Regions from separate parts of the Homo sapiens genome. Here region 2 is linked to region 1. Evidence: chromatin loops called from intact Hi-C (ENCODE). Cell type or tissue: OCI-LY7. All regions are shown on one strand.

Region 1 (2,500 bases):
AAATGTCCATCCCTTTTTCTATAGTTCATGACCATTTTTCCCATTTAGTGGGTGTGGGAATGGACCAGTAAACAGATGGTATTTGGTACTGGAGAGGGAGAGTCTAATGACAGGTAGCCTTTCTTCTGGGGGCTAGAAATCTGAAGCCACAGATGTGCATTCTTCCTAGTTGCTTGCTATCCTGGGAGAGTACTAGGATTTTTTTTTTTTTTTTTTTTTTTGAGACGGAGTTTCGCTTTTGTTGCCCAAGCTGGAGTGCAATGGCACGATCTTGGCTCACTGCAACCTCTGCCTCCCGGATTCAAGCTATACTCCTGCCTCAGCCTCCTGAGTAGCTGGGATTACAGGCATGCGCCACTATGCCAGGCTAATTTTTGTATTTTTATTAGAGATGGGGTTTCTCCATGATGATGAGGCTGGTCTCGAACTCCCGACCTCAGGTGATCCGCCTGCCTTGGCCTCCCAAAGTGCTGGGATTACAGGTGTGAGCCACTGCGCCTGGCCTACCTGGATCTTTTGAGCGAATGGTTTTATGTGTGCATTTGTTTTTAATAATATCCAGACTGTTCCGAAAGGAAAGATGATTTATCTAGTGTCTATTTCCCAGGACCAGGATCTTAGGCTCTGAGAATCTGTCCATACTCATTCCCAGATGCCTCCAGGAAGTGGAGAATAGATGGCCATAAAGCAGAATCAACTACTAGGTGTTACTGTCTTGAGCTCAGGTGTCAGCTCTCCTCTGGGGGCTGTTGAGAGTTGCAGGGTCAGGTGTGGGCAGAGCATCTCCCTGCATCCTGGGCATAGGAGGTGACATCAGCTTATCCTCTTGACCCTAGGCCTCCTCTCTCTGCAGTGCCTCTCTCATCCCTGCAATCCAGACAGCACATGCAGCAGCTCAAGTAAGTGCCACCTCTGGGTAAGGTGCTCCCTCTCCTGGTAGGCATATGGGTTGAGTTAGAGGTGAAGCAGGTGGGCTGAGGTAGACAGAGGGATAGAGCAAGTGTTAGCAAGAAACGTCCCTGGATGTAGTCAAGCAGTAAGTATGCATGGGGTACCTTGAGCACCAGCATTTATAACTTATCTTCATGTCTTCTGTCTACCAGGTTATCTGATCACACAGAACAGGCCTGCCAGTTGGGCAGCTGCAGTCATGGTTTCTGCCACACGAGGGCGCTGCTGGCCAATTAAAACTCATGCCCCTTAGCAGACAGTTTGGGGATGAGGGCACCCTTTCTCCAAAACAGGGGTCAGAAACTCTGGGGCTCTCTGGGCCCCAGAGAGCATGGGCCCAAAAAGTGAGACAAATATTTGGTACCACTTGTTCTTCCTTGAAAATGGCCTGAGACCCCTAAACACTTTGCTCTAGTGGCCTGACATCTCAATGTGCTTCCAGCTGAACTTGGGAAGCCCCCTCTTTCCAGGCACTTAACACCTTGCACAGGTGCATCTCTCCCTTAAGGTGTAGCAGGTTCCAGCTGTATGCCCCGTTGTCCCCCTGCCTTAATGGCAGTCACTTTCCGACCCAGATGGTGGAGGTGCCTGTGGTTTTTAGGGGGAAAAAATCTCTTATAATTGTTCTAAGAAAAGTGTTTTGTTAGTGAGAAAGTGTTAGGGGTGACTGAAGCCTGGGAGAGTTAGTCTCCCCGTCACCTACTCCAGCACAAACCTATAGAATTCAAGATGGTCTAGTGGATGTTTGCAGCCTCAGTGGCTGGAATACACCCCAGGACATTCCAGGGCCCTGAGCCAAAAATGGTGTCAGAAAGCTGGATAGGAGTGTGGGCTGCTTTGGGCCATGAGCCTCATACCCACCCTGTATCAGGCAGTGTTTCTGCTAGGGGTGCCAAATGGCCCTGGGGCCTCTATGGGACTGAGGACTCCACAATTGACCCTCCATCTCCATGAAGCCCTTCCAGGCTGAACAGGCTAAGGGACATGACAGAGGTTCTCCTCCTCCTTCCTACCCCCATGCCTGAGGGCCCCTCCCCAGGAGGACAGCTTGATTAAACAGTCGGTGCTGCTGGAATTACTGCACAGCTGGCGCTCCCCCCAGCACCCCGAGCAGAGCAGCAGTGCAGATTAAAATCTCCAATTAGCGTTAAAGTGAAGTGAGGAGGTGCTGAGGCTGCCAAGGAGGCCAGACGGGGGCCCTGGGTTGGCAAAACCCCCACTCTTGCCTGGATTCTGAGTGTCACCCTTAGTCACCCCTACTTTCCCAGCTCCTCTCCCAACAGCTTTCAGTGCCCATTAGTTTTGTATCGCTTGGGGCCAGAGGGCTTTGCAGAGGGGTGGAAGGGGGCAAATGCCTTACCTAAAATGCTAGGGACACCGTAAGTATGGAGGAGGAGAGCGGTCAGTGCTCATCAAGGGAGATACCCTATTCACTGCCTGCCAGGCAGCCAGGCCAAGGTGACTTCACGCTACAGCTCTGCTTCTTCTTTTTGCTTGAAGAAAAGATAAACAGGACGGGTCCTTTCAGGTCCTTTACCTATGAAGTGCT
Region 2 (2,500 bases), 340 kb before region 1:
TAATGGGCTGATGGAAAAGGGCAAGACCTGAGTGGGAATGGCAGGTTGGCTATGGTGTCAGGGCCAGCAGACTCCTAGCTCTGCCTCTGGCGTCCTCATGCCATTCTGGGCAGGATGGGCAGGTGGGTAGCAGAAGGCAGGGAAGCCCACACTTAGAAATGTCCCAAGGAAGCCGGGCACAGTGGCTCACGCCTGTAATCCCAGCACTTTGGTAGGCCGAGGTGGACAGATCATCTGAGGTCGGGAGTTCGAGACCAGCCTGACCAACGTGAAGAAAACCCATCTTTACTAAAAATACAAAATAAGCTAGACATGGTGGCACATGCCTGTAATGCCAGCCACTTGGGAGGCTGAGGCAGGAGAATCGCTTGAACCGGGAGACAGAGATTGCAGTGAGCCGAGAGCCATTGCACTCCAGCCTGGGCAATAAGAGTGAAACTCCATCTCAAGAAAAAGAAAATGTCCAGAGGACCCCCCATCGTATGCCTCACAGCCTGGGATGAGAGGACACTGGCTTCTGGATCCCCCTGGCCACTGGAGCGGCCAGCGTGTTTCACCCATTAGCTCTTGCCCTTTGAAGTGGGGAAGCTGAGGCCTAGAAAGGGAAGGGTCTTGGCCAAGCTCCCAGCTTGGTGTGTGGGACACCTGCTTCCCAGGCCTGGCCCAGAGGAGGAGGGGTAGTGGAGACTGCCCACCCCCAACCCCTCCATGCAGTAGAGAGATGACAGGAAGGAGAAGCTGGGTGTGGTGGCTCACGCCTGTAATCCCAGCACTTTTGGAGGCCGAGCGGGAGAACTGCTTGAGTCCAGGAGTTTGAGACTAGCCTGGGCAACATGGCGAAAACCCATCTCTACAGAAAATACAAAAATTAGCCGGGCATGGTGGTGCACCCCTGTAGTCCCAGCTACTCAGGAGGCTGAGGTGGTAGGATCACCTGAACCCGAAAGGTGGAAGCTGCAGTGAGCCAAGATTGCACCACTGCACTCCAGCCTTGGTGACAGAGCCAGACCCTTCCCCCCAACCCCCAACCAAAAAAAAAAAAATGTCAGGAAGGAGAATGAGGTAACCCAATATGAGACCCTCCCAGGATTCCAGAGCCTGCAGCGCAGAAGCTGGTTTCCACCCTGGACCAGAAGATGGTGCTACTCGCTCACAGGTCAATGCAGGTGTCAGCTGCTGCCTCACTGGAGTTTTTTTTTGGTTTTGTTTTTGTCTGTTCTCGGGGGCGGGAGAAAGAGATGGGTTAGGAAGTTGTAGGAACCCACCTCTTGGAAGGCCTTGGGTTTCCCCACTTCTTTCCTAACCTCACCCCAGGCCTGAAGTTGGCCTCTTTCCACCATGGTCCTCCAACCTCTTCCCAGGCCAGTGCCTAGGAGGGATCCACTCCCACAGGAGCCCCAAGCAGAAAGAACCCCTAAAGTAACTGCTGGATCTTTTCCGGGTCCTGTAGCCTTGAGAAAATCTGATTAAAAGATGTGTCCTCTTGTTTCCTTACTTATGGAAAAAGAAAAAAGAAAAGATGTGTCCTGTCAGGCACATTGGCGTGAGCCTGTAGTCCCAGTTATTCTGGAGGCTGACTGGGAAGGGCTACGTGAGCCCAGGAGTTTGGGGCTGCAGTGAGCTATGACGGTGCCTGTGAATAGACACTGCATGCCAGCCTGGGCAACATAATAAGTCCCTGTCTCTAAAACAAAAATATCAAAAATAATTTGTTGGCTGGGCGCGGTGGCTCACGCTCGTAAACCCAGCACTTTGGGAGGCCGAGGCGGGTGTATAATTTGAGGTCAAGAGTTAGAGACCAGCCTGGTCAACATGGTGAAACCCTGGCTCTACTAAAAATACAAAAATTAGCCAGGCGTGGTGGCACGCGCCTGTAATTCCAGGTATTCGGGAGGCTGAGGCAGGAGAATCACTTGAACCCAGGAGGCAAAGGTTGCAGTGAGCCGAGATTGAGCCACTGCACTCCAGCCTGGGTGACAGAGAGAGACTCCATCTCAGGGGAAAAAAAAAAAATTGTAAAAAAAAATGTTTTTTCTTTCAAGAGCATACAAGTGTCCCTATCATATAATTCCACACCCTTTCAAGGAGCTCGTGACCCACACCCTTACCACGTAAAGAATCCCTGAGCAAACCCAATGCTTGATTTTCTAGAGGAGGAAACAGAGACCCAGAGGAGCCAGTGACTCTTCTGCTGTGCTCAGCAGTGCGGCAAACAGGCCGGGGGTGGGGGGGCTAGGCTGGCTACTGGCTGGTGGCAGACACAAGTGGGGTGTGCAGAACCTCAGTGCTGCACGAACACTGGCGCCTGACTCTGATTCCCAGGCTGCAGTCTCCCGACGTGGGAGGGTGTGATTCAGATTGGGGTGCAGCAGAGGCACTGAGCACAGCTGCTACTGCAGGGCTGTGAGCTGGAGAAGAGGGTACAGAGGGGCCTGGCCTCCTTCCAGTACTGCCTCTGAGGCTACGGCAGGGCTAACCTAGGCTGGCTTCCTGCAAAGCA

Evidence for each region. Peaks named below come from ENCODE experiments on the same cell type or tissue, not always from the same donor. Only the 100,000 strongest peaks of a DNase experiment are listed, where the experiment ranks them.
Region 2: it touches region 1 in a loop (7-fold over the local background); 6 of 110 quality-filtered maps call a loop at or near these places.

What each region holds. Positions count from the first base shown.
Region 1 is chr17:39,546,932-39,549,431 of GRCh38, forward strand. It overlaps a transcript of CDK12 not described here. Among named protein-coding and RNA genes, the nearest start is that of NEUROD2, 60 kb to the right of the region's middle. In OCI-LY7, a CTCF peak has its summit at 1,140 (motif pointing right); a DNase peak (open chromatin) is centred at 1,170.
Region 2 is chr17:39,206,011-39,208,510 of GRCh38, forward strand. No RefSeq gene overlaps it. Among named protein-coding and RNA genes, the nearest start is that of RPL19, 7.0 kb to the left of the region's middle. RefSeq lists an enhancer at 1,182-1,441. In OCI-LY7, a CTCF peak has its summit at 1,130 (motif pointing right); DNase peaks (open chromatin) are centred at 1,171, 2,221 and 2,461; H3K4me3 peaks cover 1,274 bases; H3K27ac peaks cover 1,399 bases.